Regions from separate parts of the Homo sapiens genome. Here region 2 is linked to region 1. A link is an interaction called in ENCODE POLR2A ChIA-PET data of the cell type or tissue named here. Cell type or tissue: PC-9. All regions are shown on one strand. Links, peaks and the distances in the headings refer to the core of each region. The heading gives the core; the rest is flanking DNA.

Region 1 (16,598 bases), core at 3,306-11,305:
AAATATCTATCATAAGCATTAGAATGGTTTTCCAGCATGTCTCTCTCCTGCCTCCATCGTGAGCCAGCAAAAAACTTGTCTTTTTCTTTTCAAGTCCCCTGTGACTTGCACAACATCCAGTTCACAAATAAATGAAGGACACACACATACGGTATTAATAATACTATTTTTGGTGATGATATAATGGCTCCCAGATGCACCAAGGGGGCTCCTGGAACATCTTTCCATAGGCGGGGCTGCTCCCCAGCATCTGGATGGGCCCTCCTCCCACTGTGGGCTCCTCCTACCAAGGAAGGGCTATTTTTAAACTTGGGTGGGTAGATGACTAGCCACCTTATTTCCAAAGGGTGGCTGAGAATACGACGGCCATGACCTTTTGGACTAGAGCAAAAATATATGCATGACAAGGGAAATCCTGTACCCTTTTCTGGCTTTGTCCTTTACCACCATCCTTCCCGGTTCCAGTTTGTTCACATTGCCTTCTTGCAAGCTAAAAAAAAAAAAAAAAAAAGGAAGAGAAGGAAGGAAGGAAGGAAAAAAGGAGGGAGGGAGGGAGGAAAGAAGGAAGGTAGGAAAGAAGGAAGGAAGGAAGGAGAAGGAAGGAAGGAAGAAGGAAAATTTTTGAATGTGTTATCCATACTTTTTATAAAAGCCCATCGTTTTTTGTTACATCAGGAAGCCTGTGAAGGGGCTGAGAGCCTTGGGAATCATAATAGCAACATAATGAAAGCAAGTCAGGATTTAGTTATTCTGCAGTAAAAACACATTTTTGCTTAATATCATTTAAAACAAAATGTCATTTTTGCAAAATGTAAGGAAGTACTACAGAGCATCAGAACAATCTTATGAGACTCCCATATAATTTTTAACTGGTTTACCTCCTTCCTAATTTACTAATGAAAAGGATTATAAAACACGACCATGTTATACCTTCTGTCCTTTTTTGAAAAGTAAAATTGAATCTCTTTTATAATAAAATCGAAAGGGTAAATTAATGACTTTCATTCCCCCTCCCCCCGCTCAAAAAAAAAAAAAAACTTTTTTGATGAAATGACCTTGATCTAACCTGTTCTGTCTATGGGCTTTAACAGCATCAAGAGTATGTCTAACAGGGCGTGAGCAGGATAGTGATATTTTGGCATAAGAGCCCTGGTGTCCCCAGTGGCTCACAGTGGGAAATCTGCCAGTCTTCAATACCTGATTTCTGTCTCAGGCAGCCTTCCTTCCTGCTGAAGAGATCTGAGACCTGCAAAGTAGAACGCTAAGTCTTTCCCTGACATCTAGTGTCAACGTGTGAAATGAAAGACTGGAAATCAGACACCCACTAGGACAAGGATTTTAATTTATTTGTTAACTGGGTTAACGAGTAGCATTCCTCAAGGTTGCCTCTTGGTCTAGTAACCCTGAGAGGTCCATCAGGGAATAGCCAGCAGATTCCCTACCTCACAGCCCCCAGACAGAAGGGGTGGAGAGGCACCTGGGAGATGAAAATGCATCACTTTTCTCATTGTACAAGATCCCTTATTGATCCAAGACTGATATCACATCCTCTGTGCTTATGTATCTCCTGGCTGAAAAAAGTCAGAAATCATTGCTTATATCTTAATAAACTGTCTTATCCCAGGTTCTCTTATTCAGAGTCCTCTCCAACCCACTCTTCTGCCTTCTCATGACCTTTTTACTCTTGATTTTTCTGGCATATGAAATTTACACAGAATGCACAATATAGGTCAACAGACGCCAATGCAAAAAAAAAAAAAAGTAGGAGACGCTTTTAACTTCTGTTTTTCAACACTTGCTAGCACCAAGACACAATGATGCACTTCCATTTTTTGGCAGAGGGGTCGTTGGGTCCTTCTCACATTTTAGTTTTTTAAGCATCTCAGCAGATGGCACCATTAATGTACAGACAGTGCTTGAATAACGTCGTCGTTTTGTTATAACATTGATGAGAAAAATAAAATATCTTCCCAGGTGGAGCCACTGTCTGTGTGGAGTTCACACACTTTCCCCATGTCTGTGTGGGTTTCCTCTGGGTACTCCACTTTCCTCCCCCATCCCAAAGCTGTGCACATTAGGTGAACTGGCTTGTCTACGTGGTGCCAGTGTGAGTGTGGGTGTGGGTGTGGGTGTGGGTGTGAGCGCATCCTGTGGTGGGATGGTGTCTTGTCCGAGTTCACCTTGTGTCCTGAGCTGCTGCAGGAGGCTCCAGCAATCCAAAACTGAACTGAACTGAAATAATTGGGTAATTAATTATCTTATTTTTATTAATCTTTCTTAATTGTCTGTATAGCTTATATTTATTTCAACGTTTAAGAAGTGTTTTGGTCTTTATTTAGAAGTTTGGTAGTGCTTTTGTGGCTTGAAATAGGCCACAGGACCTTAACTCTTATTTATCTCAATTAGCGTGTGATCAAATTGGCTTTGTTGTATGTGGTTACACTTGAAGTTGCAGTTTCCAAGAACCTATTGGTGACTGGGCACGGTGGGAACTCCAGGTACTCTGGAGGCTGAGGCAGGAGGATCCCTTGAGCCCAGGAGTTCAAGACCAGCCTGGGTAACATAGTGAGACTCTTTCTTAAATTAAAAAAGAGAAAAACCTCGATAACATTAAGTGAGGACTTCATGTAATCAATATTTAATAGTATTTGATAAAGTGTCTTTGCTCTGAAAAAGCATTGGTTTTTTCAGAGCATACCAATACCATACCAATACCATACTGTCAAAAATGTCCAGAATCAGTGGCTTCTGTACTGCAGGGACTGTAGGAAATTAGAATTTTCCAAGAAAATTGGGGGTGGGGTGGGTGTAGGGCACCTTCCTGAGAATGAGAATCATCAACATCAAGGGAAGGATGAAAGCCTACGGTGGTCAGTTCATGCCTTTCTCCAGGCAGCCCACTGAAATCATTCCAGAATGGTTGAAATTCTGCTGTGATGATGCGTCTCCTTAGATTACAGGGCACTTCATCAATAACCCATAACAGACCTATAATAATACAACAACGTTCCTTGCCAATAAATTCCCACTCTATACCCTCTCTTCCCAATATTTCAGTGTAAGCCCATTTCTCCTTCAGTAGAACCTAGGATTCTTTTATCCTTTCATTGGTCTAATGTAATGTTACTCAGTGTCTATGAACCAGGCAACGTGTCTGGTTCTGGGAAAACAGAGGAGACAAAAGTCCTAGAACAAGCACTCAAGTTACTTACAGTCAAAGGAGGTGTGCTTGGTGTTGATTGGATTATGTCTCAGAAGTCTGTGTGATCTGGCTCTAAGTCACAGCCCCTCAAACCATCAAACCATCATTTATTTGCCTGAAAGCCCTGAAGTCTTATAAGGTTCTCCTGGTTGCCCTCTTCCTCCCCTCTGCCTTTCAAAATAATCGTTATTACATCTGGCAGGAGGTTCTCCCCCCATCTGAGTGCTCCTCACAGGTTAGTCTGTAGGTTGGCCAGGTGAACCCGCAGTTAGCGAGCAGGGAGTAGAGAAGGGGCCGGAAGAGCCAGCTCCTCCCTCTGTGATTGCAATGCCCCTAGACCACTGGAGCAGTGTGGTGTGTATATTCTCTCTGCCATCATGACTCGAGACTCGCATCTGAACTTGTCCTAGAAAGTATCACATAGCTGTCTCAGGTAAGCAGCAACAGAAGTGCTGTCTATGTGTGTGTGATGGACAGGCTGCAAGAAGTCTCCTCCAATGCGTTTGTACATTTCTCCTGATTGCCAGCCTAATCAGCAGCTATAAAACAGGAGCACCATCTAAGAGCAGACTTCTTAGCTCAAGTTTTGGGAAATTAGTCTATTTTTTGTAACAGGGAGGGGTGGATATAAATAAGGAAAAGACTAAAAAATTAATAAACACTAAAGATCAACAACTGCCATAAAACAGCAAAAATATCCCAGAAGACTTTTTCCTTTATTATTTTTTCAGGAGTGAAATTTCAAGTTAGTATATGTAAATATCTTACTTGGTGGAACATGATGAATTTGTTTAAAAAAGAAATGACGAGAATTGTTGCTGACCTCATTGGAAGAAATGGCTTTTGTAAAATCTTTTTTATTTTTGTATTTCAAATTTGGTTGCTCTGGAATACATGTCTGTGAGCCAAATGGCACTGAGAAAGACTCTGCCCTTGAAATTTAGTATTAAGAGATTCTTAACGGTTTTTAAAGGCAGTTTAGCTCTTTTTTTTAAATTTTATTTTCATCCATTTTGTGGTCCAAAGGCTGTCCTTTGACAAAACAAACTATGTTAATCATCATTAGAAAAGTTAGAGAAAGTCAATGGTAGAGAAGAAAATTCAGACACTAATGGTGAATTACCTACCACCTTTTTAAGTGGCCTGATATTTATCACCATACATTTAGGGTATATATGGCAAAGACAGAAACTTAGACCCACAGGGAGAAAGAAAATTTATAAACAACTAAAGTTCAAACCATGCAATTGGAAAAACAGCATCTGTCCCTCTCATTGAAGGCTTCTCATAATTTACTGCAGAGTAACAGCAAGTATTGATTTCTGCCCTTCAGCTTCTTGAACTGTCATTTATCACTGTTTACCTCCCACAAACTTCGTGTCAGAAAACCACTGTTCATCAGGCTTTTTCATAACAACACATAAAGAGCTACAGAAAAAGCGGAGACTTCAACTAGCTTCATTCTGGCATCTCAATGCCTTCCTCGGCCAATCAGTGTTCAGGTTCCTCCTAGAGCCCAGTTTTCCTCTCCAGGGCCAAATAGTAGATTCTACACAGGAGATCCTGGTAGAAATTCTTTCCTTACTTCTGGCTCCATCCAAATATTTCTTTTTTTCCAGCGTTATGAGGCTTTCTAGGCTGTCTGTGAAGAGCTTCTTTGAGAAGACAATTAAACTTTCTGTGTTAAGAGAGTAGCCAAGTCTCCAATCCCTTCACTAAAAGCATTCCAGAGATGTCCCAGTTTCGTCAAAGGGCCTAGATCCATTATCATCTACAGATTAAGTCCATTCCTTGTGAAACTCATTTAATCAAATTATTTGGTAGAATCATGGTGCTAGAAAGATCTTTGAGAAATCCATTGGTAAAGCCTCAAGCTCTCAAAACATTCGACGCCCAAAATAGAGGAGAAAACAGCTGTCTTTCTAAGGAAAAATTTCAAAGAACTGGGAGAGGCTGCCTGGAGTTCCGTTTGGGGGATTTTATATGGCTGGCCCAAGCCCTGCAGGAAAAAATGTTGTGATTAATTAGTAACGATATAGGAAAGGGTAAAAGGTTGATTCTGGCCTGACTTATCCAAAACGAGGCATTTTCTCTTCTTTTAGCTTTGCTCGCAATCTTTCTCCATCATATGTTGTTTCTGTTAACCATGTCTTATAAAAACCTTGCAGAATCACGCTCTACTTTAGTCTTCTCTTCTGGAAACAGCAACAAACCTTTTTATCTTTCATCCTGGAACCTATTATCCAACCCTTTAATCATCTTGGTTGCTTGTTTCTGCAATCACTCTAATTTCTTCACATCTCTTTGAACGGTGGTGACCAACACTGAACATAGTACTCTATAACTCAGACCATAATCTGACTAATGCAGAATCTAAAGGAATGATTGCCTCTCATCTTCATATTTCTTCATATGTCCTGGTATTACATGGGGTTTTTCATAATATTCTTTGATTTACATCCATGACAGGTCACTGTTACCTGTGTTCAGACATCATTCCAGATCTCTTGCTAATGAGATTGTTCAGAGATTTCACATCAAAATAATTTGCCCAATGGAAGTCTCTGTTTTGAGGGATAGGGAAGTTTGCACAAACGTAAAAGATGTTTTTAAAAAAAGAAAAAAGACAGCCATTTTAAAACTAAAGCAGATGTTTAAAATGTTGAAAAGGGAAATTTAGTAAAAGGCCAACATTTTTGAAAAGCAAATTTTAGCAAATTAGATATTTTAAACAAGAAGTTTCATGGGATACTAAATTAAAACTCCAAGTGTGTCCCAGATCCATGCCCTGTCCTCCCATCACCCTCCCATGTCCACCCCTACAGGATCCAGGTTGGAACTAACACAAGGAGAAAGTGTGATGCTAATTTGGGGGAGCTAAAATTGGTAATAAAACAATTTAAAAGTAAAATTTAAAACAAAAGACAGCTGAATTCAAACAGATATAAGGTCAGTCCCAAGTGAGTTGACCCAGGCTGATGGAAGTGCTATGAAAAGCTTACCTAGCTAGAGGCTAAATGTGGGAAATGTGCAGCCTCCTAGAGACTTACATTTGTGGGTGCTCTGGGGAACCCCCAGGATCCCTCTGGAAAGTAACCCTTCACAAGTAACCTAAGACATCTTTAGACTAAGGAGCAAGATACTTAAATGTCCAGCCAGCTCCTTGTACTTAACATGTCTAGATCTGAGTTTATAATCTTCCCCCTCAAATTCTTCCTCCAGCTTCCCTCTTTTGTTCATGGCGTGGCCAGTTCCCCCAACTCCAGTCTGGTAAATCAGAGTAATCTTTGTTGCCTTCTCCCTGAAATCTTGCTGAATCACATGACATCTAAATCATACCTTTTGTATTATATTCATCTCTTCCATTCCCATCCCACCCACTTTGTCCAGTTCTTATTACCTCTTCCCTCAAGTACTACAGTAGCCTCCCAACTATTTCTCCACCTTCTTCACTTCTCCTGCAACCCCCTGTATAATCTGCCAAATTCATCCTTTCAGAGCACATTCCAGTTATATCATTGCTCAAAAACGTTTTAGGAATTCCCATTATCCTTCCAAATCATTGTGAAATTCCTAACCCTGAGAGTCAAGACCTTCTGCAGTAAAGCCCCCAGTCTACCTTTCCAAATGGGTCACTTGCTCCAGCCAGCTTTTCCATCGCTATGATTTCGTTGGCTGATCTTTCAACTTCCAACTTCTTTACAACTTCCAACATTTTATTCACCCTTAAAGTTCATCTTAAATGTATGCACAGCTGGATGAGGACCAGAGCCTATTCAGCTACTTTAAATAAATGCAATGCTCTAAAGCAGAGGTCATTCTGCCCAGGCCTAAGGGCTGTACTACTTAGGAAACCCATGGATGTTTTAGGAGAATTTTATGAAAAAAATATATATGTGTACACTTTTACAGAGAGGGCTTTAATCACTTTTAATGACCCTAAAAATAGTAACAGACAACCCCCAGAGGCACATTTCCTCCCTTCTCTCTCAGCATCAATGGCACTCCGCCTGCATTGGAACCACCTGTCCAATTCCCCGAAACAGTGAGTGCCACAGGGGACCGGTTCTGTCACCCGTGATGATGTGTCCCAGCACCTTCCCCAGCCCTTCTCACACAATTATATTGAACATCTGCTAATTGCCAGGCATCCTGCTAAATGCTGAAGGAAAGGAAATGAAATATGAGTTCCCTGCCCTCTTGTAGCTCATGGTCCAGTGAGAGAAGCATGCAGTTTAACCCACTATTCAAATATTCTGTGACAAATGCTCTGATGAAATACACATATGATATTATGTAAACATTGACAAAGCTCATTTCAGTAGGGCCTGGGGCATCAGGCCACCCTTTTGGAGATGAGGAATGTGCTCTGATCCTGTGAAATCAGGATGAGTTAGCCGGATACCAGGGGAAGGACCTTCAGAAAAACAAATGACATGTGGGGAAAACCCCCACAACATGGTATAAGTGTGTGTTTTAGCCCTGGGATAGAGTGGCCATGGGGGAAAAGGCAGCAATAGACAAGTTCTGAATTTTATCCTGCACAACCTGAAGGAGAAAATGAAGGATTAAAAGCAGGAGAATGGCACGCTCATATTTGCACTGCAAGAAAATCAGTTTTTGCAACAGAGTGGAAAATTAGTTGGAGCAGTGAATTCTTATGAGCCTATTCAGCTACTTTAAATAAATGCAATTAAAGGTCTAAACTAAGATCACACTGAAGGGAATGGAAAGAAAGGGAAAGAATCTAGAAATATTTGGGAATTAGAATCACCAAGATACAGTTATTAATTAAATGTGAAGAATGGGGGAGAAGGAGGAATGGTGAGTGACGCTTGGATATCTGGCCTGTAATTCTAAGTGATAGGTGGCTATTTCCTGAGATGGGGAAGTCAAAGAAAGGGAGGAGAACTTCAGGGGTTCAGTTGAATTTGTAGTTCTTACGGCCCTGGCTTCAGAAAGCTGATCTGAGTCTAGATGCAGTTTTTGGATTCATTCCAATATAGGTGATCATTCATTATAGGAATTTTAATTAAATCCCATGCAAAATACAAAGATACAATAAGCAGCAGGCAAAAAAAAAAAAAACAAAAAGGTACAGGCTAAGAGTGCCCATTGGATTGGAGAATATAAAGTGAATCTTGATCCTCAGCAGAGCTATCACTTTGGAGTGCTGAGGGCAGAAGCTGATTGGCTCCAGGGAGGCCCGAGGTGAGGGAGTGGGAAGAGAGGCCTGAGCCTTGCACCCTTAGATCAGGCGGGAGGCCTTCTCTAGGCCTGTGCTTTCCTGGCTTTGCTCCAACCCTCCTCCAGCCACACCCTCCCGGGGGCAAGAAGTCCTTGGGCTCAGGACCAAAGGAGCACACCCACCTGGAGGCCACACCCTGCTGCCAGACTGCATTTTGATTGCTCGTGCTGCCAAAGTCCCTGGCCAAATGTCCTCATGCTCATGACTAAGCCCCTCTCCCTGGGCCTGTCAAATAGAGAGTGGACTGTGTTATGGGATGGCCTATGAGATGGCCCAGGGGCAGCTGTCTGCAAGATGGGGCATGGGTGAGGGCTGTTCTCAGATGTGTGGGCCGGAGTACCCACTCATATGCACTCCGTGTCTCTCATGGTGGGAGATGGGGCAGAGGAGGAAGGGAGAAGAAAGTCAAGCTATGAGCAGAGAGCCTGACACCCACTCCCCCAGTAAGCCGACTTCTACCCCAGGACTACAAGGAGTCTGAGTTTTTTCAATTTAACCTGACCTTCTAGGTATTTCTATCAAGGTAGGACAATAGAACACTTTTATTTAATGGCTTGTTAACTTGATATTACAACTTTCAAATATGTAGATATATGGTGTGCCTCTATGTGAGCTCTTACCCTTGACCCCAGAGACAGGGCCTGGTGGAGACGGATAATAAGAGACCAAGAGGCAAAGTATTAGTATAGAGAGGAGTGATTTTTTTGTTGTTGTTTGTGTGTTTTCTTTTGCTTAAGATATGGTAAACTTAAGCATATTTTACCCACAAGACAAAATCTCCAGTAGAGATATAGGGAGAAGAAGAATAACAATAGAGCATCCTTGAAGAGCTAAGAGAGCACAGCCTTCTGGCCAGGCACGGTGGCTCACACGTGTAATCCCAGCACTTTGGGAGGGCCGAGGTGGGTGGATCACTTGAGGTCAGGAGTTGGAGACCAGCCTGGCCAACATCTCTACTAAAAATACAAAATATAAAATTGAGCCAGGTGTGGTAGCACACGCTTATAATCCCAACTACTTGGGGGGCTGAGGTAAGAGAATTGCTTGAACCCAGGAGGAGGAGGTTTCAGTGAGCAGAGATGGCGCCACTGTCCTCCAGCATGGGTGACAGAGCAAGACTCCATCTGGAAAATAAAAAAGAGCATGGAGTTCAAAACTGGTGGTAGTGGGTGTTAGCTCCAGAAATTAGGAGCCACGCACGTTCCTCTGAATTAGGAAGAGTGGTTCTGGGGAATAAGGACGTCCAGGGTAAGGTCAAGAGAATGACCGGCTGAAATGAACCTAAGCTGAGCAATGAATAATTGTCTGCATTTATCTTTTATCTGTCCTTCCAGGAGCTCTGACAAGTACTAAATACAATGAGACGTAAAGAATTTAAATTATTCTGGGGAAAGAAATTAGTAGTCAGTTCTGGTATGCCATGTTGAAGTAAATTTCATAAGTGAGTATATGGAAAGAAATCTGGAGTTCAATATCACTGCCAGAATATTGCCTTGCTTTTTTAAAACAAGGTGACTAAATGTCAGACTAATTAGTGTAATCCATTTCACCCATAAATCTAGCACTATAATTCTCAAACTTGATTTTGCAACCCTAGTAACCTCAAGAGCTACTGCAAAACTATATCCAAATACTCAAAACAGGTTTACTTTTGATTCACCTTAAAAATTATAAGGACACATGTGCTCAATGTCAGCTTTTTATAAGACAGAGGAGAAGTGGTGAAATCAAATTAAAAATAGTACGATTTCATAATGCCCAAAAGCCTGTAAATGTCTATACTAAGGAGTTGGAATCATTCAAAATTCCCAGATAAACTGAATTTAAGCATTGATACATGATATGGTTTGGCTGTTCCCCCACCCAAATCTCATCTTGAATTGTAATCCCCCAAATCCCCATGTGTTGAGGGAGGGACCCCGTGGAAGGTGATTGGATCATGAGGGTGGTTCCCTCATGCTGTTCTTGGGATAGTGGGTTCTATAAAATTTATGGTTTTATAATGCAGTTTTCCCTTCTCTTGCATGCTCTCTCTCCCCTGTCACCATGTAAGACGTACCTCTTCCCCTTTTGCCATGATTATAAGTTTCCTGAAGCCTCCCCAGCCATGCAGAACTGTGAGTCAATTAAACCTCTTTTCTTTATAAATTACCCAGTCTCGGGTATGTCTTTATAGCAGTGTGAAGACGGACTAATACAATATGCTAATGCAAGTGGGAAAACTAAGATTGATTTTGGAATGAAACATGCAGTCTCAACTTAAGAACACCCAATTTACAAAACTATATATATCCAGACAGAGTCATACTGAATGCCATGTTCTCCCACATCAATGTCAAATGCTTAGCATGGCCAGCAAAAAGCTGTTCCTTTGCTGTAATGCAACCGTGTCTTCTGAATATGGATCCATATTCACTTTCCATCTTATCCTCCATCAGACACACTCTTCTTTTCCTAAAGCATTTGCAGGGCAACAGAGGGTTCCAGGTTTCAGAATTTAAACAGTCGTATCTCATTGAAAATAAGTTTAATGATTATTAAGTTTCCAAGCTAGATTACAGAAGTCTTTTTAGCCCATATCATAAATAAAATAGTTCTGAATTTTTCGTATGGAAAAATATACTCTGAGTTCCAAGCAAACAACTTAAGAAAATTTTTAGAACTAACACATTCCTATATTGGGAAGAGCTCAAAAGTCTGTTCTTCCTCCCCATCCACTGTTGTTTAATTAATCTCTTAATATCATAAAGTCCCTCATGTGCCAAGTGTAGACAGTCATTTTTGAATCAGGGCTCACTTTGTTAGCTTTTTTGTCAATTAAACCTCTTTTCTATATAAATTACCGAGTCTCAAGTATGTCTTCATAGCAGTGTGAAAACAGACTAATACAGGAATTTGGTACCAGGAGTGGGGCATTGCTATAAAGATACTTGAAAGTGTGGAAGCACCTTTGGAACTGGGTAACGGGTAGAGGTTGGAAGAGTTTGGAGGGCTCAGAAGAAGACAGGAAGATGAAGGAAAGTTTGGAGCTTCCTGGAGACTTGTTGAATGGTTTTAACCAAAATGCTGACAGTGATGTGGACGATTAAGTCCACACTGAGGTGGTCTCAGAAGGAGATGAGGAACTTATTGGGAACTGGAGTTGCCAATAGATCAGCAGTTAACCAGAAGCTTGAGTTGAGTATGGACCTGACATATGGATAGACATATTGACATCTTATGCTAGTGTTCTGGCCCTCCCTGCCCCGACAGTGATAGAAGCATCCATCAACGCCCATCCTGACATCAGCATAAAGCACAGGTTGGAGAGATTGTAGATAAAGGCAGAGAGGCTATTATAATGCTTCTCACCTCCAGTTCCCCAGATGGAAGACAAGGAGGCCCTGGAACAAAGGAATGGCATTTGGGACAAAGTGATGTTGGCAAGTAAGAAATGCAGCAGTGGTCCAACCCACAGGAGATGCCAGACAATTGCTCATGGCATGAGATAGGGTCATGAGGAAAAGCTGAAGAACTGAAAATCTTTCTTCTTCCCTCCCTAGGCATTCATGCTCCCACCTCATCTACATCCCACAGATCCTCCATTTTCTCTAGGTATGAGATTTATTTCCAAGCTAGACTGAAAGCTGGAAGAAGATGGGACACATGTCTGCTTCATTTTCTATTTCCCCAGCATGTAGGTGCAGCACCCAGCCCCTAGTTGTTTATCAATTATAGGTCTTGATGGTCATGTCCCCAGCCTCCCGCCTCAGGAGTAGGCTTCACATGTCTCCCTTTCAGAAACAAAGCCACGTAAGACTCCAAAACCCCGCCTTCCCTTGGGCTCCACACAATCAGCATACATCTTTCCTTATCTGTTTTGTGCTCTGAAAATCGTGTCTACCTCCAAATGATACATCTTTAAAGTGAGTCACCCCTCCTCACAATCTACTCCAAAATTTCCAACAAGTTTTCTTCTTTTCATTCTTCCTCCCACCAGCCTATCCTATTCCCTTCTCTCCCCCCACAAAATCTAGCTCTTCTTTAAATACATTTAAACATTTTCGCTAGGACATTTCATCTATACAGGATATGCTATATTCTAACTATTTCTTAGTAAACATTGAAGGGAGTTTCTTCCTTTATTCAAGTATGGAACCCTGCTCAATATCCTTTTGGTCTTCATATGCCTTCTTTCAAGGCCTTTGTGAAATTTTTTTCCATGCCTGAAAGCCGGTGGGGTTTTACACAGGGACTGCGATGGCTAAATCCAAGGCAGAGTGGGATCTTTATCTATTAACCATTTGATAACTCAAGTTTATCCCTTGATGAATGAATAAGTTATCATTTGCCTTTGGGTCCCATTCTTGAGTGGTCATGGAGAGTTCTGTAGCTCACCCTCTTTATACTCATAATTTGCACAAATTTCACCTAAGAGTATTTACTTAACCACTTTAATTCAATTTGTCTCTACCTAAGACATTTAATTCAACAAATATTTTTTAAGCTTCTCTATAAAAGGGACTCTGGCAACTTTCAGACCCGCACTGTAGCACCAGCTCTCTGCTGGCCCACCCCTTGCAGACTTTGGGCTTGCCTGCCTTCAAAATCATGTGAGTCAATTCCTTAAAATAAATATATTTTTATTTATTTATATATATGTTTGCACACACACGCGAATCTTATTTTTTCTGTTTCTCTGGAGAATTCTGACTAATGCACCCCCATTCACCATCCAGGCTTTTGAGGAGAAAGATACCAATCTTAGCAGCAGAGGACACTCTGGATAGAGCTAGGAGTTTGTTGCAGAGTCTGACAAAAGTTCCCTCTGCAGAAGGGATGGAAGGATAGCCTTGGGGGTTGATTTAGGACTGGGTGTATGACATGGGGGAAAAGAAATCCCTGGGGGAGCTAAATGAGGGGAGGTGGACCCCTTATGATAGTTTATCAGAGCAATCTAAGAAATCATGTAGGCCTCTAAGAAAGCATCAAGAATCAATGCAATTTGATTAATTGACTTAAAATATGTTGAACTTTTCAGCCTCCATTGTGTATTTTTGGTGCAATACTCTGTGCAACTATTTCATCCAAGACCAGAAGGGGCTGGAAGATTGCCTGCTTCACATTAAAACCCTCCTTATTGTATTGGTGCTGACACGACACAAGGATATGCAGTCTTTATCCAGTCCTTATTGCTCACAGAAAGATACCAGTCCTTACTGCTCACAGAAAGTAGTGAAGCCTCCCTTCACTCACAGAGCCCACACAGGTATGCCCTGGTTTATGTAATGAATGGGCTGCTACAAATAGGTGTGATGCATGCCTTTGTGAATCACTTTATATTTTGAAGACACATTAGAGGAGCTGGCTATTTCAAAGAAATTTCACAAGTGCCTCATTTCTTAATGTCACAAGCATTTCTGATTTATAATCATAACCCCTTTCTAATGTATTAGCTTATGAAGTTCCATTTTTTGCCTAAGAGGTTTAATCAAAGCAAGATAAAACTATGCTTAATAATATTCAGTTACCTGAAAGAGCTATTGCAGAAATGCCTAATATATTACCAGAAAGTAGCTTAATGTCTCAAATAAATGTCAAGTTGTCCAAATCAAACTGATAGGCAGCTTAATGAGGGATAAATGTCATAATTATCCATATTTCTCCACATTTTTTTTAGAAAAAAACATTCACACAATGAAGGGAATCAGAATCTGTTTTTATATCCCTAGAGTTATAAACATTTGTATCAAAATATTTACAATTATAGTATATGAAATAATCTATTAACGAAGAAGCCCAATACAGTACTAGAACAATCCACCAGAGTAATGCAAATTACATGAGACATAAATGTCACAGAAAAAAAGTAAAAGATAAGGGAATACATGGTTTACTCCAGTCATAGTTCAACTTCTTAACAAAATGTGAGTATTCCCTTTGGATATGTCTGAAATGTAAGTATGTTTTTTGCACTAAGACAGCCTTCTATAATCATGTGATAATGAAATCATAATGACAAAGTTCATCTTCCCACAGTTTTTGCTGGCCAATCTCTCTAACCTCAGCCTAGGTAATTTGGTGGCTTGCCCTCAACATTTCCTTAACTAGAATAAACATAGAGAAATAGAATTAGTAATAATCCTTTTACATAAATACCAAAAATCATGGCATAACAACTCCCCAAAAAGGAAAGGTATAAAAGAAATGGATGAGGAGAAAGCTAATAAAGAAAAGTAGGCAAGATGTCTCAGATTCTCCCTGGGGTAGATCTTCTCAGGGCGATAAAGAAAACGTCTTCCCAAAAAACCCCTTTAGACAGAATCTGAGATGGCTTAAAATAGCTGCTCCAGGGCAAAGCAATGCCTGCTTAACCAGGAATAACATACTACTTCTAAGTCCTGTATAGAGGTGCTCCTGCGGCAGCAGACAGCTCGTCTACCATCTGACTAGGTACCACAAGAGTTTTTGCTTTTTTATTTTAAAGAAAAGATCTGCCCATCACCTATATTTTTATTTATCTCATGGGATTTTCGTATTTTCCTGGGAATGCAGGCACTCTGTTCTTATCATGGCTGAAATACGGTAGGCTTAATACTTCACAATTATATAGCACCTTTCACCCAAGGGCCTGTTGTTTGGTTTTGGTTTATGTGTGTTTTAATCAGCTTCCAGAATTGCCATGCCTCACCTGTGAAGTGGGATAGGCAGGGTCCCCAAGAGGTGATCACTCCAGGTGGTGTCTAAGCCAGAGCTACCACTGAGCCTAGGAGCCCTGATCCTCAATATTGATAATTAGACAAAACTTCCTCAAAAATGTTAGAGGAAGAGTAATAGGATTGTGCTACAATGAGCCATGTCCATCTCTCTCCTGTTGTATACTTAAAAGAAACACTGACTGCATTGAGGGGAATCCTAAAAACATAACCCTAACATGGCACTGTTGCAAGACTGCCCCTTGGATCCCATAGTTTGTGTGGTACTTTTACCACCGAATTGTTCACTAGTGACTTTAGAGAAACTCCAGAAGAGCTGCCTTGGCTTTCAGCAAGAGGCCTAGCAAAGACCATGGCATGAGGTCTCCATGAGGGACAGCCGTGTGTGAGGTCTCGACTGGGCTCTGACCATCCCCCAGGTTTTCCATTGTGAAAAGGTCTCCTTCTTGGTTTAGCTAACCCACCAGCATGACCTTACAAACTCTCTTTCCTCCTCCCATTTTGTCACTGAATTCCACAGAGCTAAATATCTGTTCCAAAGAGGGACAATGGCTCACAGGCCAAAGCCCCCCAGTAGGCACTTCAGACTGGAATGTGATGTTTTGCTTTGGGTCAGAAGGGCAGGATGGCTTCCAGGCTTAGCGTATTCAGCACAAAGACAGTATCTGCTCTTGCCAGAACTTGTACCGCTATTTTAACTCAGTGCAGTAGGTCTGTGGACCTCAGTGCATGACCCAGAAGTGGGGCTGGTGTTGTGGCAGCTGATGGGGCCCCAGACAGTGTGTGTCACTAAGAACAGCTGGAGGCCAAGTCTGGTGGCTGCAGGGAGGCTCTCTGGACCCCATCAAGGGAGCATCAAAGTACTAGCCAACTACTTTCTCCCCAGGGCAGGGGCTTGGCAGTAGAGAATCCCCTCAGTAATGGTTTGGGATTTGACCTCCCCCCTTTGCTTCCCCCTCCCCCCTCCCCTATCTCGGTTTTTCCTGTACAGCAACCTCCACTTCCCTCCCAGATTCAACGGCTTCCTCCTCCCCACCCCCCAGATCCCCATGAACTCGTCCGGCCTTATTTCTTTCTCAGGACCAGATAGAGAACGCCGATGATGAAGCTGAAGCAGAAGCAGATCCAGCCCAGGATGTAGGAATAGCCGTGGTGATACTGCGTTCCATCACGATTCGCATAATGACTAGTGTAGATGGACACCCCCACAAGAATGCACAGCCCTGCAGGGGAAAAGGAGATTTGTCGGTGTGTTTTCTTACATTAAAGTCGAGAAAAAGTTTTACTAATTTTAAGAAGATCCTATTTCCCTCATTAGCAATAGGAAAATGAATTCTGCTTGTTTGTCCCTAAACAGGAGTTCTGATGGATGTCCCCTGGGCCAAGCTCGACGGTATGTTGATAAATTAGAGGTGTCTGGGCTCTCATGTCTGCACTGGTTTGTGTGGCCACG
Region 2 (16,598 bases), core at 4,180-12,179, 210 kb after region 1:
GTGATTTCAGATGTACAGTGCTTTATACAGCATATAGGCAGAGGTGGAATTCTTTGTCCATAGTCAAATATGTGTGCTCAAAATTCAAAAAAATTAAAAATAAAAGGATAGCAAGAGTGTGTCTGAAAAGTCTAACTGTATAAAAGCTGGGGATATGATCTTAATATCAGAGTTAAGAGCAAAAAACATTAACAAGATTTTTAAAGCACTTTATAATGATAAAGGATGTAATGCATAATAAAGATATGAGTTACATGTATCTGTGCACCAAATCACATAGCATCAAAAAGTGATAAAAAACAAACGTTTAGGTGATACAGGGAGAAGCAGGCAGTCTGGGACTCCTTAACCTCTTTTTCCACCCATGAAAGATAAGGTAGATTATTCCATCCTCCACACATTTATCTCTAAAACCCTCCAGAGTTGCTTAAGATTACAACCTAAAGAGAGTATCTGCACTACATGTGAAATGGTATAGTGTTATTTGAAGATAGATTAGTCAAAAATTCATACTGAAACTAAGGAAAATACTTAAAAAAATTTTAAGAAATATAATTGATAAACTAAGAAAGCAGATAAAATAAAATCATACAAAATGCTCAGTTGAAACCAGAGAAGGCAGAAAGAGAAGCCTCTGGCAATAAATAGAAAATAGCTGCAAACAGTTGATATTCATCCAACTATATCAGTAACTATACCGATTAAAAGACAGAGGCTGAGCACAGCGGCTAACGCCTGTAATTCCAGCACTTTGGGAGGGCAAAGTAGGCAGACTGCCTGAGCCCAGGAGTTCAAGACCACCTGGGCAACATGGCAAAACCCCATCTCTACAAAAAATAAACAAAATTAGCCAGGCATGGTGGCATGTGTCTGTAGTCTCAGCTTACTCAGGAGGCTGAGGTGAGAGGATCACTTTAGCCCAGGAGGTTAAGGCTGCAGTAAGCAGTGATCATGCCACTGCGCTCCAGCACTCCAGTCTGGGTGACAGAGCAAGACCCTGTCTCAAAAAAAAAAAAAAAAAAAGACACTGTCAGAATGAATAAGGAAAGCAAGACTATACATTATCTACAAGAAAACCATTCTTATTATAAAGACAGATAGATTAAAAATAAAGGAATGGAAAAAGAAAGAAAGAGAGATAAAAATAGAGATGGATAAACCGTTCTAACACTAATCAAAAGAATACTGGGGGAGCCATATTAATTTCAGACAAACAGACTTCAGAATGAGGAAAATCTTCTGGGATTGAGAGGCACTCTGTAATGACAAAGGGGTCAATTCTCCAAGAAGACATAACAATCCCAAATGTGCCCAAGTCCAAGCTGAATGGAGAAACAGACAAATCCACTATTTATAGTTAGAAACTTCAACAACTTTTTGTTAGTAATTGATAAATCAAGCAGGCAGAAAATCAGTAAGGATATAGTTGACCTGAGCAGCACTATCAATCACTTCATCTAATTAACATTATAGATTATTCCATTCGACAACAGCAGAATACACGTTATTCTTAAGCCCACACAGGACATTCATCAAGATAAACCACATTCTGGGCCATAAGATACACCTTAGCAAATTTAGAAGAATAGAAATCATACAAAGGAATTTATCAGACCACAATGGGATTAAAATAGAAATCAGTAACAGAAAGATAGCTAGGAAATCCCCCTAATATTTGGAAATTAAACAACACACTTCTAACTAACACATGGCTCAAAGAATAAGGCTCAAGAGAAACTCAAAGATATTTTTGTTTTTTCATTTGTTTATTTTAAAAGGTATATTTTGATTATTTTAAAGCACTTTCTTATAGCCATTAATCAGAAAATATTATGAGCTGGGTTTGGTGGCTCATGCCTGTTATCCCAGCACTTTGGAAGGCTGAGGCGGGTGGATCACCCGAGGTCAGGAGTTCGAGGCTAGCCTGGCCAACATGGTGAAACCCCGTCTCTACTAAAAATACAAAAAATTAGCCAGGTGTGGTGGCACGTGCCTGTAGTCCCAGCTACTCAGGAGGCTGAGACAGGAGAATCGCTTGAACCCAGGAGGCGAAGGCTGCAGTGAGCCGAGATCGCGCCACTGCACTCCAGCCTGGGTGAGACAGAGTGAGACTCCGTCTCAAAAGAAGAAAGAAAATATTATTACGAATACCCATAATTGCATGTTAAATTGGTAATTTTGTTGTGCATTTTATATATTTAAAATAAAATGCTTTCCAAATAGAGATTCTCCCAATAGGCATTACTATCTGAACTCTTCCCTGGAATTCTCTCTCACCTTTCCCTGCTAACCTAAAACCTGTTCCATTTTCTTGGTTCACAACCTCCGTTGTTTCCACAACTTCGGCCTCACATTGCTCTCTGCATTTTTCTCTAAGCACGGGTAGTCAGCAAATATGTCAGTTTTTAAGTTATGCAGGCTCAACAACTTATCTTTTATGGGAAGTTTATAATATCTTGAACTAAATGAAAATGGAAATACAACTTATCAAAATTTGTGAGGTGCAGCAAAAATAGTGATTAAAGGGAAATTTAGTGCATGTGTTAGAAAAACAGAAAGATGTAAAACCAATAAGCTTCCACCTAAGAAACTAGAGCAAGAAAGACAATGGAGGAACAGAAGAAATAAAAATTACAACAGAAATCAATGAAGTTGAGCACAGAAAAACAATAGAGGGAATCAACAAAACCAAAGACTGGTTCTTTGGAAAGAACAATAAAATTGATAAACCTTTACCCAAACTACCCAAGAAAAAAAGAGGAGACACAAATTACCAATGTCAGAAATAAAAGAAGGGTTATCACTACTGATCACACAGATATTAAAAGGAGAAAAGAAGAATACTATAAACAACTCTATGCCAATAAATTTGACAATTTAGATGAAATGGACCAATTCCTTGAGAGACACAAACTACCAAAATTCACACAAGGATAAATAATCTGAATAGCTTTAGCTCTATTAAATAAGTTGAATCAATAATTAATAGCCTTCCAAGAAAGAAATCTGAAGGCCCAGATGTTTTCACTGGTGAGTTTGCCAACCTATACTGAAAATAATTTAGCAATATCTATCAAAATTTTAAATGTACATATCCTTTGGCTCAGGAAAATTTTCTTCAGGTATATTTATACATGTGGGATATGATATATTTCGGAGGTTATTCACTGCAATATTGTTCCTATTATCAAAGGATTGAAAACAATGTGAACCTCCATTGATAGGCTCCTTGTTAAGTATTTACGGCACATCCATACATGAAAATCCATACCACTGGGAAAAACGTGAATCATTACTCATATATCACTATGGCATGATTTCCAAAATACATTGGCACATGACAACAAAAGAACAATTTACAGAAACCATAAGTATAGTACATTATCATTTGTGTAATGAGAAAGTAGAGAAAAAAAATATATGCATGTATTTGTATGTCTATGCACAAAAAAACTCTGGAAAAATATATATGAAAGTAATATAACAATGCATACTTTTAGGCTGGGCGTGGTGACTCCACCTGTAATCCCAGCACTTTGGGAGGCTGAGGCAGGTGGTTTCTTAAGATCAAGAGTTTGAGACCAGCCTGGCCAACATGGTGAAACCCGTCTCTACTAAAAATACAAAAATTAGCTGGGTATGGTGGCATGCACCTGTAATCCCAGCTACTTGGGAGGCTAAGGCTCAAAAATCACTTGAACCCGGGAGGCGGAGGTTGCAGTGAGCCGAGATCGTGCCACTGCACTCCAGGCCTGAGTGGAGGAGTGTGACCCTGTCTCAAAAAAAAAAAAAAAAAAAAATGCAACAATGCATACTTCTAAGAAAGGGGAAAGGGTAGCTGAGAAACAGAGTCTAGGAGAAAAATTCTTTATTTCATATCCTTTAGTATATTTTGAATTTTTGAAATCTATATTTTACTTAAAAAAATGAAAAATTTTAAAAGTTACCAGTTTCCCTGCTTACCCGTCCCAGAGATTCTGATTTGGGGCCAAGGAATCTGCATGATTAACAGGCTCTCCAAGTGATACAGCAGATGCAAGAAGCACACTGAGAAACACTGACCCACATCATAGGTCCACATGTGAGAGTAATATAAGAGAAGAATCACAAAGAATTGAGGATTTAGGAGGGAAAAAAGAAAATGTAAGGATGAAGAGAGCCAAAGACAACATCCAGGTGCTGATCCCAAGAGTGGGAAACTTACAACATTGTCCTAAATAAGATGGAAGGGGAATTTTCCAAAATAAAGGACAATACACCCATTTAGATGTCATTGGAGACTGGTTCCTCTTACTGTTCTAGATACAATTTTAATGTGGATTATGTCATCAAAAAGAAATAGCTGACATTAGGCTGAGTGTGGTAGCTCACGTCTGTAATCCCAGCACTTTGGGAGGCTCAGGCAGGTCGATCACCTGAGGTCAGGAGTTTGAGACCAGCCTGGACAATATGATGAAACCCTGTCTCTACTAAAAATACAAAAATTAGCCAGGGGTGGTCGTGAGCACCTATAATCCCAGCTACTCAGGAGGCTGAGGCAGGAGAATCACTTGAACCCTGGGGGGCGGAAGCTACTTCACTCCAGCCTGGGCAAAAGAGCAAAACTCTGGCAAAAAAAAGGAAAGAAATGGCTGACATTACAATTGTTTTGGACATGTCAACAAAGTTCCTCTCCTTTGATTCCTCTTTTTCTCTAAAATTGCTGATTATGATCAACCTCTAAGTTTCAAATAAGCATATCTTATACTTTTTTCCTCTTTGTGCTTTCTCTCTCTTTCTCCTCCCAACCTCTTTTAAGCATATCTCCCTTCTTAAAAAGTTGTACTGGTAGTAGGATGGAATGATAGACACTAATGCACCCACAGTCTCTCTAATAACTGGGTTCATGCTGCCGACCTTCCTCCTAGAGTCTTCTCCTATCCCACACCAACCCACCCCATCCCATCCCATTCATTCAACAAATATATATTGAGAGCTTATGTTTCTGACACTATTCTAGGTACTGAAGATAGAGTTGTGATCCAGAAGATCTCTCCTCTTATGACATGTACAGTTTAGTGGGAAGAAAAAGACAAAAAGGAAAAGAAGCATAGAAATGAATTAATTATTTTCAGATAATGATAAGCACTCTAGGGAGAGGAGACACTTTAGGTTGGGGAGTCGAGGAAGCTCTCTCTGAAAAGGGGATTTGAGACCCGAATGATGAAAAGAAGCCATTCAAGTCAATTTCTGGGAGAAGAAATTCTAAGCAAAGAAACAGTGAATACCTACACCCTGATCTAGAACATACTTGTATTCTTAAGGAATACCAAGGAGATCAATGCAGCTACGGTATAGGAAACTAGGAGAAGGATACTTAATATATTAGGTTAAAGAAGTAGGCTGTGTGTATGTGTGTGTGTGTCACAGCTTATCTCTACACCATTTGATAGTAGGTCCGCTTATCCCCTTAATACCCCTGTGTGTATTTCTTAAGAACAAGGATATTCTCTTACACAACCACAATATAGTTATCAATGTCAGGAACTTTAATATTGATATAATACTTTTATCTAATCTACAGTCTGTATGCTAACTTAATCAATTTAATTCTACTAATGTTCTTTAGAGTATTTTTTCTTGGCACAGGGTCCAGCCCATAATCACAGATGACATTTACTTGTAGTGTCTCTCTAGTCTCGTTTAATTTGAATCAATTCTTTAGCCTTTTCTTGTCTTTTAAGACATTGACATTTTAAAAGAATATAGATTAGTAATTTTATGATATTGAAATAGTTGCTTCAATTTGGATTTTTCATCATTCTTCTCCTTTTTTAGGTTAAGATTCACTTACAGAGCACTTACTATGTGCCAGGCCCTGTTCTAAGTGCTTTGCAATTATTAATCCTCATAACAAGCCTCTGAGGTACACATTATCATTATTTCCATTTTTCAGATGACAGCCCTGAGGCAAAGAGAGAGTAAATAAGTCGCCCAAGGTCACCCGACTTGTAAGCAGGGATTTGAACCGAGGCAGCCTGGTTCTGGAGCCCTTGCCTGTAACCTTCTTCCTTCTCAGTAAACTCCAGCCACACTGGCCTCCTTGCTTTCTTCAACATGCCAGGTATTCTCCCACCTCAGGGCCTTTGCACGTGCCTTTCCGACTGACTTGAAAACTTCTCCCCTAGCTATCTTCTCAGTGATGCCCTCACTTTTTGGGGAGTCTCTGTTGAAATGTCACCACCCTATCTAAAGTGGCCCACACTGACATACGTTGGCCTTCAACACACACCACCTGACCTATTACATATTTATGAATGTGTTTATTTACTGCCTGTCTCCCACGCCGAAATGTAAACTCCAGTAAAGCAGGGGTTTTCGTCTGTTTTGTTCACTGCTACAGTTTAGAACCCCGTAGACTACCTGGGAACTTGGGTAGGTAGTAAATAAACAGTGGTGAATAAATTTAACACAAATCAGTAAATTTAAATCTATAAATTATTTATAAATTTAAACAAATCAGACATTTAGAAATGTTGAACATTAAAGAAGATGACTTTTCATTTTATAATTTAGAAAGAAAGATGAAAGGAAACAATTTCTTAGTGAGTAAATATTGCTGGTACCCTATGTTCTGATGGGAGACAGAAGAAAAAGCATGCCACTGTGGGCAGGGAGTGCTTCAGGGTGGGCCCACCCTGAAGAGGGGAGCATGCCCACAGTCAGACACCCTGGGAGGAGCCCTGTCCTGGATGAGAAATGCTGGTGGAAGCACAGGCAACAAAAGCAAAATAGGCAAATGGGATTATATCAAACTAAAAAGCTTCTGCAGGGCAAACAATTAACAGAGTGAAGAGACAGCCTACAAAAGAGGGGAAAATACTTGCAAACTATACATCTGATAAGGGGTTAATACCAAAAAATGTATAAAGAACTCAAATAACTCAATAGCAATACAACAAATAATCTTATTTTTAAAATATGGCTGAGCGCAGTCGCTCACGCCTAAAATCTCCGCACTTTGGGAGGCTAAGGTGGGCAGATCACTTGAGGCCCGGAGTTCGAGATCAGCCTGGCTAACATGGTGAAACCTGTCTGTACTCAAAATACAAAAATTAGCCAGGCATGGTGGCGCATGCCTGTAATCCCAGCTACTCAAGTGGCTGAGGCAGGAAAATCACTTGAACCCAGGAGGTGGAGGTTGCAGTGAGCCGAGATTGTGCCACTGCACTCCAGCCTGGGTGACACAGCGAGACTGTCTCAAAAAATGAAAATAAATAAAAAATTTTAAAAAAATTTACAGGCAGGCCAGGCGCAGTAGCTCACGCCTGTAATCCCAGCATTTTGGGAGGCCAAGGCGGGCAGAACACCTGAGGTCAAGAGTTCAAGGCCAGCCTGGCCAACGTGGTGAAACCCTGTCTCTACTAAAAATACAAAAATTAGCCGGGCATGATGGTATGCACCTGTAATTCCAGATACTCGGAGGCTGAGGCAGGAGAATCACTTGAACCCGGGAGGCGGAAGTTACAGTGAACTGAGATCACACCACTGCACTCCAGCCTGGGCAACAGAGCGAGACTCGGTATCAAAAAAAAAAAAAAAATAGACAAAGGACCTGACCTGACTAGACATTTCTCGAAAGAAGACACAAATGGCCAACAGGTTTATGAAAAAGGCTCAACATCACTAATCATCAGAGCAATGCCAGTTAAAACCACAGTGAGATGTCACCTCCTACGTCATAGAAAGGTTATTATCAAAAAGACAAAAAAGACAACCAGTGTTGGCAAGGATGTGGAGAAAGGAACCCTTGCACACCACTGGTGGGAATGTAAATTAGTACAGCATTAATTTCCATCCTTTGTGTATTTGGAAAATAGTATGGAGGTTCCTCATGGAATTAAAATTAGAACTACCATGTGATCCAACAATCCCACTTCTGGGTATACATTCGAAGAAAATGAAATCAGTGTTGAAGAGATATCAGCACATCCATGTTCATTGCAGCACTATTCATAGTACTTGACTTGAATCAAAGCTATTGGCTTTGCTTAATGAACAGTACTTCAAGTAGGCAAGATATGAAATCAACCTAAGTGTTCATCAACAGATGAATGGATAAAGAAAATGTAGTATATATACACAATGGAATCCTATTAAGCCATAAAAAAGTAAGAAAATCCTCTCATGTGCAACAACAGGGATGAAAATGGAGGATACTATGTCATGTGAAATAAGCCAGGCCCAGAAAAATAAATACTGCATGATCTCACTCATGTGGACACTAACTTGATCTCATAGAAGTAGAGAGTAGAACGGTGGTTAGCAGGGGCTAGGGCAGTTGGGAGGGGTGGGTATTGGGATCATGTTTGTTAAATGATACAAAATTTCATTTAGAAAGGAGAAGTTCGAGAGATCTATTGTACAACATGGACACTATAGTTATAACAAAATATTCTTGAAAACTGCTGAAAGAGTGGATGTTAAGCTTTCTCACCACAAAAATGATAACTATGAGGGAATGAATACATGAAGTAGCTAGATTTAGTCATCCACAATGTGTATATACTTCAAAACATCATGCTGTACATGATAAATATATACAATTTTGAATGTCACTTAAAAATAAAATATAGGAATGCAAAAATTTAAAAAGCTGACTGGGGGCCGGGCGCAGTGGCTCACGCCTGTAATCCCAGCACTTTGGGAGGCCGAGGCAGGTGGATCATGAGGCCAGGAGATCAAGATCATCCTGGCCAATGTGATGAAACCCCATCTCTACTAAAATACAAAAAATTAGCCATGCATGGTGGCACGCGCCTGTAATCCCAGCTACTCGGGGGGCTGAGGCAGGGGAATCGCTTGAACCTGGGAGGCGGAGGTTGCAGTGAGCCAAGATCACGCCACTGCACTCCAGCCTGGGCGACAGAGCCACATTCTCTCTCAAAAAAAAAAAAAAAAAAAAGAAAAAAAGAAAAAAAGCTGACTGGAAAGGCAGTCTTTGTGCAGACTGCACAAAGGAGAGAGGGGGCAATGTGGAGGAAATACCCCTTCTCTGTGAGCCTTATACTCTTGGGCCAGGACTCAGAAGAGTCTCAGGTGCACCAGAAAATACTACTGCTAAACTGAGGCAGAAACACTAATTATTTAGCCACCATATGTAAAAATCTTAATGGAATAGATCCTCATTACCTTGAGAATAAATTCCAGCCTACTTTATTACATGCAACTGTGTGTTGATGCCTTATTGCCAAATATTATTTGATTTGCCCATGTCTTACCTATAAGGAAAGAATGGTGGTAGCTGTTCTCTCCTGCTTCCTGTTCCATCATTCTCATAACCTATTTCACAGAGAAAATGAAAGCCTTCTGACAGGAGCTCCCATAACTTGCCACCTCCAACCTCCGTAAGTACATAGGCAGACACCCACCTTTTCCTCCCTCTCTCCTCCTATGATGGGAGAGATGTCTAACCACCCATGTTCTTATTCATATCTGATTTTGTTTTTTGTTTTTTGGGTTTTTTTTTTTTAGACAGAGTCTTACTCTGTTGCCCAGGCTGAAGTGCAGTGATGCAATCTGGGCTCACTGCAACCTCCGCCTCCTGAGTTCAAGCAATTATCATGCCTCAGCCTCCTGAGTAGCTGGGATTACAGGAATGAGCCACCACACTGGACTAATTTTTGTATTTTCAGTACAGACGGGGTTTCGCCATGTTGGCCAGGCTGGTCTTGAACTCCCGACCTCAGGCAATCTGACTGCCTTGGCCTCCCAAAGTGCTGTGATTACAGGCATGAGCCACTGCGCCCGGCATCTAAAATATTTTTATTTCTTTCAGAGCTGCTATCTGTCATATGATGCTATACAAGGTTACAATTTGGTATCTTATTGCTACAAAGAGTCTGTGTTTTCAGCCTTAAGATTTAATGTTAATACTGGTCAGTTGTGCCTGAATTCCAAAAGGAGGAAGGTATAATGAGGCATGATGGGACCCCCACTTCCCATCATGGCCTGAACTAGTTTTTCAGGTTTCTTTGGAATTCCATTGGCTGAGACGAGGGGTCCATTCAGTCGAGTGGGGGGCTTAGAATTTTTCTTTCAGTTTATACACACTCAACAGTATTCAATCATAATACCTAATAAATTGCAAAGGAAAATGTCTCACAGCATACCAAATTCTTCAGATAAAGAAAGACACCAAATAGCTGGGCATGGTGACTCATGCCTATTATCCCAGCACTTTGGGAGGCTGAGGCGGGCAGATCACCTGAGGTCAGGAGTTCGAGACCAGCCTGGCCAACATGGTGAAACCCTGTCTCTACTAAAAATACAAAAATTAGCTGGGTGTGCGCCTGTAATCCCAGCTACTTGGGAGGCATGCGCCTATAATCCCAGCTACTTGGGAGGCTGAGGCAGGAGAATCACTTGAACCTGGGAGGCTGAGTTTGCAGTAAGCCGAGATCGTGCCTGGGAGACAGAGCAAGATTCCATCTCAAAAAAAAAAAAAAAAAAAAGGCAAGACACCAAATAATCTGGACTTTAAAATGATGCTTCCCCACAATGCTCTTGAAGCAGCAATGTTCAGCCCTTGGTAGCAGGACAAACTTGACCACTGGTGTGGGGAGAATCTAGCCCTTAACAGTGTATACAGTGCTTTTTATTGCCTGGACTCCTTTAATCCTCCCGACAGCACTGTGAGCTGGCATTATTACCCCAGTGTTGCAGATGTAGAAAGTGAGTTCTGAGGCCAGGTGCAGTGGCTCACACCTGTAATCCCAGCACTGTGGGAGGCCGAGGTGGGAAGATCACTTGAGCCAAGGAGTTTGAGACCAACATGGGCAACATAGCAAGACCCTGTCTCTAAATTTAAAAAAAGAAAGAAAGTGAGTTCTGCAGAGGTTAGGAAATTTGCAGAAGAAATATTCATTACACTGGTAGGACAGAGCCAGATTGGAATCCCCATCTTTTGACCCGATGTTTTCTGATTCCCAAATACTTCCGCTACTTGACCATACTGAGTAATAGAGCCCATTGCACTGTATATAGTTTAGTAACTAAAATAGATGACTAGCTCTAATATCAAGAATGTTTTAAATCATTCCACACTTACTGAGCATCCTCTGTGTGTGGCTAGTGAGGGAAGTGCTAAAGAAAAATAGATCTTGCCTTTTAAAAGATTAGTTTGTTATAAAGGAGGTATGGTTGTGAGCAAAAATACTCAAGAGACCCTTACAAAGCAACCTAAGAATCTCTTATGAACTCCAAGCTGCATGCTATTTCACATTTTAATGTCTCTGGATGCATTTAAAATCAATTGAATGTCATAGTTTACTTAGTAGCATTTGTTTTTTTTCTTGGTGGCACATAAAATAACAGGGCCTGTCTTATAATCAATAGCATCTTAGAGTCAAGGAACTATGAAATAATTAAATGGCAATTTACTTTATAGCAATGAACAAATATTTGTCAAAGGGCAAATATTTTTTGTCTGGAGTTAATAAAGTTAATATCTTTTACCACAAAGCTAGAGGTCAACAGTACCACTATTATTGATTGCCACTACCTGGCTCCGGCTCAACTTCCCCTTGCTCAGGAGGAAAGCACAGCAGGCAATCCCTCAGCTCTGGTTTAGGGCAGCTGCCACAAATTAGTCTGACAATTAGGTTAACAATTTCAAATGACAATGCAACCAATGGGTAAAACATGCATAAAGAATCCTCATAAAGGCCAGGCAGGTTGGCTTAATTTAACCACTTTGGGAGGCGGATGGAGGAGGATCAACTGAGGCAGGAGTTTGAGACCAGCATGGGTAACATAGTGAGATTCCCTTCTCTGCAAAAATGTATTAAAAATTCACTGGCAGTAGTGGTGCACACCTGTAGTCCCAGGTAGTCAGGAGGCTGAGGTGGCAGGATCACTTGAGCCCAGGAGTTCTAGGCTGCAGTGAGCCATGATCGCACCACTGCTCCCCAGCCTGGGTGACAGAGCAAGATCCTCTCTCAAAAAAAGAAAAATAGGCTGGGCAAAGTGGCTCACACCTGTAATCCCAGCACTTCGACAGGCCAAGTTGGACGAATTGCTTGAGCCCAGGAGTTTGAGACCAGCCTGGGCAACATGGAGAAACCTTGTCTCTACAAAAAATAGAAAAATTAGGTGTGCACCTGCAGTCCCAGCTACTTGGGAGGCTAAGGTGGGATGAGCACTTGAGCCAGGGAGTTCGAAGCTGCAGTGAGCCAAGCTCATGCCACTGCACTCCAGCCTGGGCAACAGAGTGAGATCCTGTATCAAAAAAAAGAAAAGAGAATCCTCAAGTAGGCAGAATATTAGAACAAATGAGATGACAAGAGAGTTCAGACAGGACCACACAGTGTTCATGGACACAGTGTTTGAGGGACACTTTCAGAGAAGTCAGTTTCAAGGAGTGAGTCCAAGGGGGAAGCTGGACATTTAGAAAGTATTTGGAAAGCAGTGCCATATGTAGATGTAGATACAGGTCGGAAAAGCCAGGGTGACAGAGTACAAAGCATTATGGACGCTGACAACACAGACATGAGTTCAAATCCTCACCAAGCCACACATTAGTTGTTGCCTGGGAAAGTTACTTAATTGTTTTAAGCCTCAGTTTCCTCCTTTTTATTATTTTTAGTTTTTTCAGCTACAAATAGACTTTATTTGATGTAATGTAATAAAACATTTTCAAGTTTAACAATATGTATCTGACCATAAACAATCACTTAAATTATGAATATAAGTATACGCGGTCACATTAGCAAATCTGCAGTTCAGGAATTTGTACAAACTTTGTCTGAAAGGACAGTGCCTTCTTCCCCTTTCAGGAAAGGCAGCCCTTCCCCATGTGTGGTAAGAAGCAATGTCAATGGGAGTTGGAAGAAGTCCATAATCCATGTCGAAATTCCACTTTATCCTGAGAGGACAGCTTGCTTTATTGTAGAAAAATAATATTCTCTTTCAGTTCTCTCTTATCAAATGAAGGATTGCATTCATTTTGCCCCTTGTAGGTATAGGTACTCTTCTTTTCTCATCTACTGTCTTTCTGTCTCCTTAGCTCATACTTATTACACAGTTCGTTTAAAATATATATAGCTGCAAGGAGACATTTTCTGTTCCCTTACCTGCCCTTCATGTCTACCACTTTTTGGTGGGTAGGGGTGGGAGTCAGGGGACAGAACTGCTTTGGCACAGAGTTGATTTAAGATACAGAGAACAGGCTGGGCACAGTGGCTCACACCTGTAATCTCAGCACTTTGGGAGTCCAAGGCAGGTGGATCAACTGAGATCAGGAGTTTGAGACCAGCCTGGCCAACATGGTGAAACTCCTTCTCTACTAAAAATACGAAAATTAGCCAGGTGTGGTGGCAGGTGCCTGTAATCTCAGCTACTTGGGAGGCAGAGGCAGGAGAATTGCTTAAACCCAGGAGGCAGAGGTTGCAGTGAGCCGAGATCGCACCACTGCACTCCAGCCTGGGAGACAGGATGGGTGAGACACTGCCTCAAAATAAAAAATAAAAATAAATACAGAGAACAAATTTCTAGAAGGAACAGACTGGTGTTCTGGAGCATTTCCCAGGAGTGGTCCAGGTGACCTCCACTTCACACAATTTGGTTTAACACAATGCTGCTCAACAAGAATGAACACGTTTATGCCCCCATCTCCAGAAGCATCACAACCTTTCATGGAAAACCCATTATTCCCACACTATTTCCATATAACATACAGTTATGGACCATCCCATGGGATGGTCCATGGCCCCACTGCACCCTTGTGAAAAATGAGAGTCAAAAACATGCCAATAATCATGTTAATGACAATACAGGTGGGTACCACTCGCACTTCACTGAGATAAAAATCCTCATGGAAGGCATCCCCCTCACGTCTCAGGACCCTTCAGAGCACAAGAAAAAGCTTTGTTCAGGTTGTATGCTGCTCTCCATCCTGAGACCTGTTCCTGAGCCACACCATAACAATAAGTGAATTAACAAAGAAGTACATTTGTGGGGAAGTTACAGGGACCCTGCAGAAAAGCCAAACTATTTGACAGAAGCTTGAAACAAACACTGCTCTGGGAAATCATTTGTATTAGCTGATGACTGGGCTCTGTTTTCTAAAATGGACATGCAACATATTCGATACTATGCTTACCACAGTTTGCTTGGTAAACCCTTCTGTCATACAACAAAATACATTCTTTCTCATGAATGATTGCTGAATATTCACCACGAGACCTAGACTCGGAAGCATGGAAAGTGTGCATTGGAACTTTCTCCCACTTGCATGGATTTGGACATGTGCTAAGAACCTGAAACTGCTTCCTTTCTGGAACTCAATTCTGTCAGTGTGCTTACTGCTGAGATGATCTGCTATCTTAAACTGAGAACACACAATAACACTGATCCACAGAAAAAAGGAGAGGTCACCATCTCCCTCATAAGATATGTTGTACATCAGGTCATGCTGTTTGTCACGTTTTAGCCATCCTAAGAAAGGACAGAAGCTGCATTCCATTCTGCAGTCTTGGCAAATGACTTTCTTCTGTTTCCACCTCTATTTTGCCTTGTTTATTTCATCTCCATTATCCCTCTTTCAGTCATGAATCATGACTTTTTTTTCTACAGTAGTCAGAGTTTTGTAGGACAAACTCAGGTCTCTCTGGCCTCTCAGCAAGCTTCAGGGCTTCATGCATGCCTGCAGCTGAGAGTGTCTGGTTGATATTCTGGTACTGGCACTGGAGCCGGCTGCAATAGGTGGTCCTCAGGTCCCAGTTGAAGAAGGCATAAATAAAAGGGTTAATGAGAGAGTTTGCATAGCCCAGCCATGGAAATATCCTCTCCACCCACAGTGGGATGCAGCTGCAGGCAGTGCCATAGACAGAAGGGTCTGGCTGTCAGGAGGAAAAAGGGCGGCCAGCACATGGTGGAGGCCCAGACGATGATCCCCAAGGTAGTCGCTGCTTTCTGTTTCCGCTTAAAGATGGAGATATTTTTTCCTTTCATGCTTGAGGAGTCTCGAAAGGTTTGCACACTCTTCCACCTCCTGGAACTTCACTGTGCCATTCAGGGTGACTACTGCTGTCTGGCTCCACTCGAGGGAAGCCAGGTAACCTGTGTTAGGCCGCGCTTTTCCTGGCGGCCTTGTAAATCTGTTAGTACATGAAAAGCATGACGCACATGGGGATTAGGATGCCACTGCGGTGGAGTAAATCGTGTAGCCAAAGTCTTGACTGACCAAGCACACCTTATCATCGTTTACATTCTGAGCCCGACCAAAAATGGTAGGTAAAGTGACAAAGGCGGAAAGAAGGCAGACAGAAAGAATCATCTTCGTCATGCATTTCCCCTTCTGCCTCATAGGGTACGTGAGAGGCTTCATGATCCCAAGGTACCTGTCGATGCTGATCACGTACAAGGTCAAGATCCAGGCCGTGCAGCACATGACATTCATGGAGAAGACGTTACAGAAAAAGTGTCCAAAGATCCACTTGCCCCCGATGAGGTCGGTGACACTGATGAAGGGCATGACCGCCATGGCCACCGAGAGGTTGGCCAGCGCCATGGACACGATCAGGTAGTTGGAGGGCTGGCGGAGCTTCTTGACGAAGCACACGGAGATACCACCAGGCAGTTGCCCGCGATCGCAGAGAGATGAGCGTCAGGACAGAGCCGATCACAACTTTCTCGGCCCTTTCTTGATTTGCTCCCCGCGGCCGGAGGCATTGCCCGGGGTTGCGTCCCAGGTGGGCGCCGGGCTGGCCGTCACCTCGGGGGCCCCCGCTCAGCAGATGCGGCGTCCCGGAGACCGCGACCGGTTCGGCGCCACCGTCGGGGCTCAGGTCGGGCAGCCTGCCCCCCACCTCCGGCAGGAGGAAAGAGCAGAGGCGCCCGTAGAGGTCCGGGTGGCCGCTGCTGTTAACATCCATCACTGCGCCGCCGTGTGGCGCTGCCCAAGAAGCCGCCCCACCCCCCTCCCCACCCCCGCGGCCGCCACAGGCTCCGGCTTTCGGCCCCGGGGCTTCAACTCGCCGGTTCCCCTCCGCCCGGCCCAGCTTGAGGCCTGCACCGGCCGCTGGGCAGCGCCAGGCTCGGCCTCGGGGCCCCGCCTGTCCCAGATCCCCGGCCGCTGCGTGAAACGCGAGAGCGCTGCCGAGCGGGGACTCCCTGAGGGAGGGACCTCGGACCCCGACGGACGCCCGGGACGCGCGGGCTCTCGGGCGCTCCGGCGGGGCTCGGCCCGCGGCTCCACAGCCCGCTGCACCCGCGCGGCTCGGAGCAATGGAGGATCAGGCAGCGGCAGAAGCTTCCGTTTCCTCCTTTTTAAATGGCTCCAAAATATTTCTTGTCGGTGGTGTGGAGTAGAGATTTATTGGTAAAATACTTGACAGAAAGCAGGCACTCAGCTGAGTAAATGGTGACAAAATTGGTGAGAAGATTTTTGAACAGGAGTGAACGAGAAAAGCCATGCTTAGAAAAGTCACCTGGAAACTGTGATTTAGAGGGATGGTAGGAAAGAGTGGCAGCAGGAAAGTGGTTTGGATGCTCTTTCAATGGTCTAGAAGAGGTCATGGGGCGGGGGTAGAGGGACAGCTACCAAGACAGGGAGCCTG

The links. ChIA-PET counts read pairs that join two places held together with the same protein. Peaks named below come from ENCODE experiments on the same cell type or tissue, not always from the same donor. Only the 100,000 strongest peaks of a DNase experiment are listed, where the experiment ranks them.
Region 2: POLR2A ChIA-PET joins it to region 1 with 11 read pairs; 5 of 35 experiments call an interaction of 5 or more read pairs at or near these places.

What each region holds. Positions count from the first base shown.
Region 1 is chr12:13,214,304-13,230,901 of GRCh38, reverse strand. EMP1 (epithelial membrane protein 1) reads right to left here. Exons shown (of 5, transcript NM_001423.3): 5 at 10,961-16,368. The coding sequence ends at 16,211. Among named protein-coding and RNA genes, the nearest start is that of EMP1, 26 kb to the right of the region's middle. In PC-9, for the core only: no CTCF peak of the experiment used is centred there; DNase peaks (open chromatin) are centred at 7,501 and 8,581; H3K27ac peaks cover 4,812 bases.
Region 2 is chr12:13,000,818-13,017,415 of GRCh38, reverse strand. All of the region lies in intron 2 of GPRC5D-AS1 (GPRC5D and HEBP1 antisense RNA 1), which reads right to left. It also overlaps the pseudogene HTR7P1. Among named protein-coding and RNA genes, the nearest start is that of HEBP1, 8.9 kb to the right of the region's middle. RefSeq lists an enhancer at 15,087-15,632 and a silencer at 16,057-16,206. In PC-9, for the core only: no CTCF peak of the experiment used is centred there; no DNase peak of the experiment used is centred there.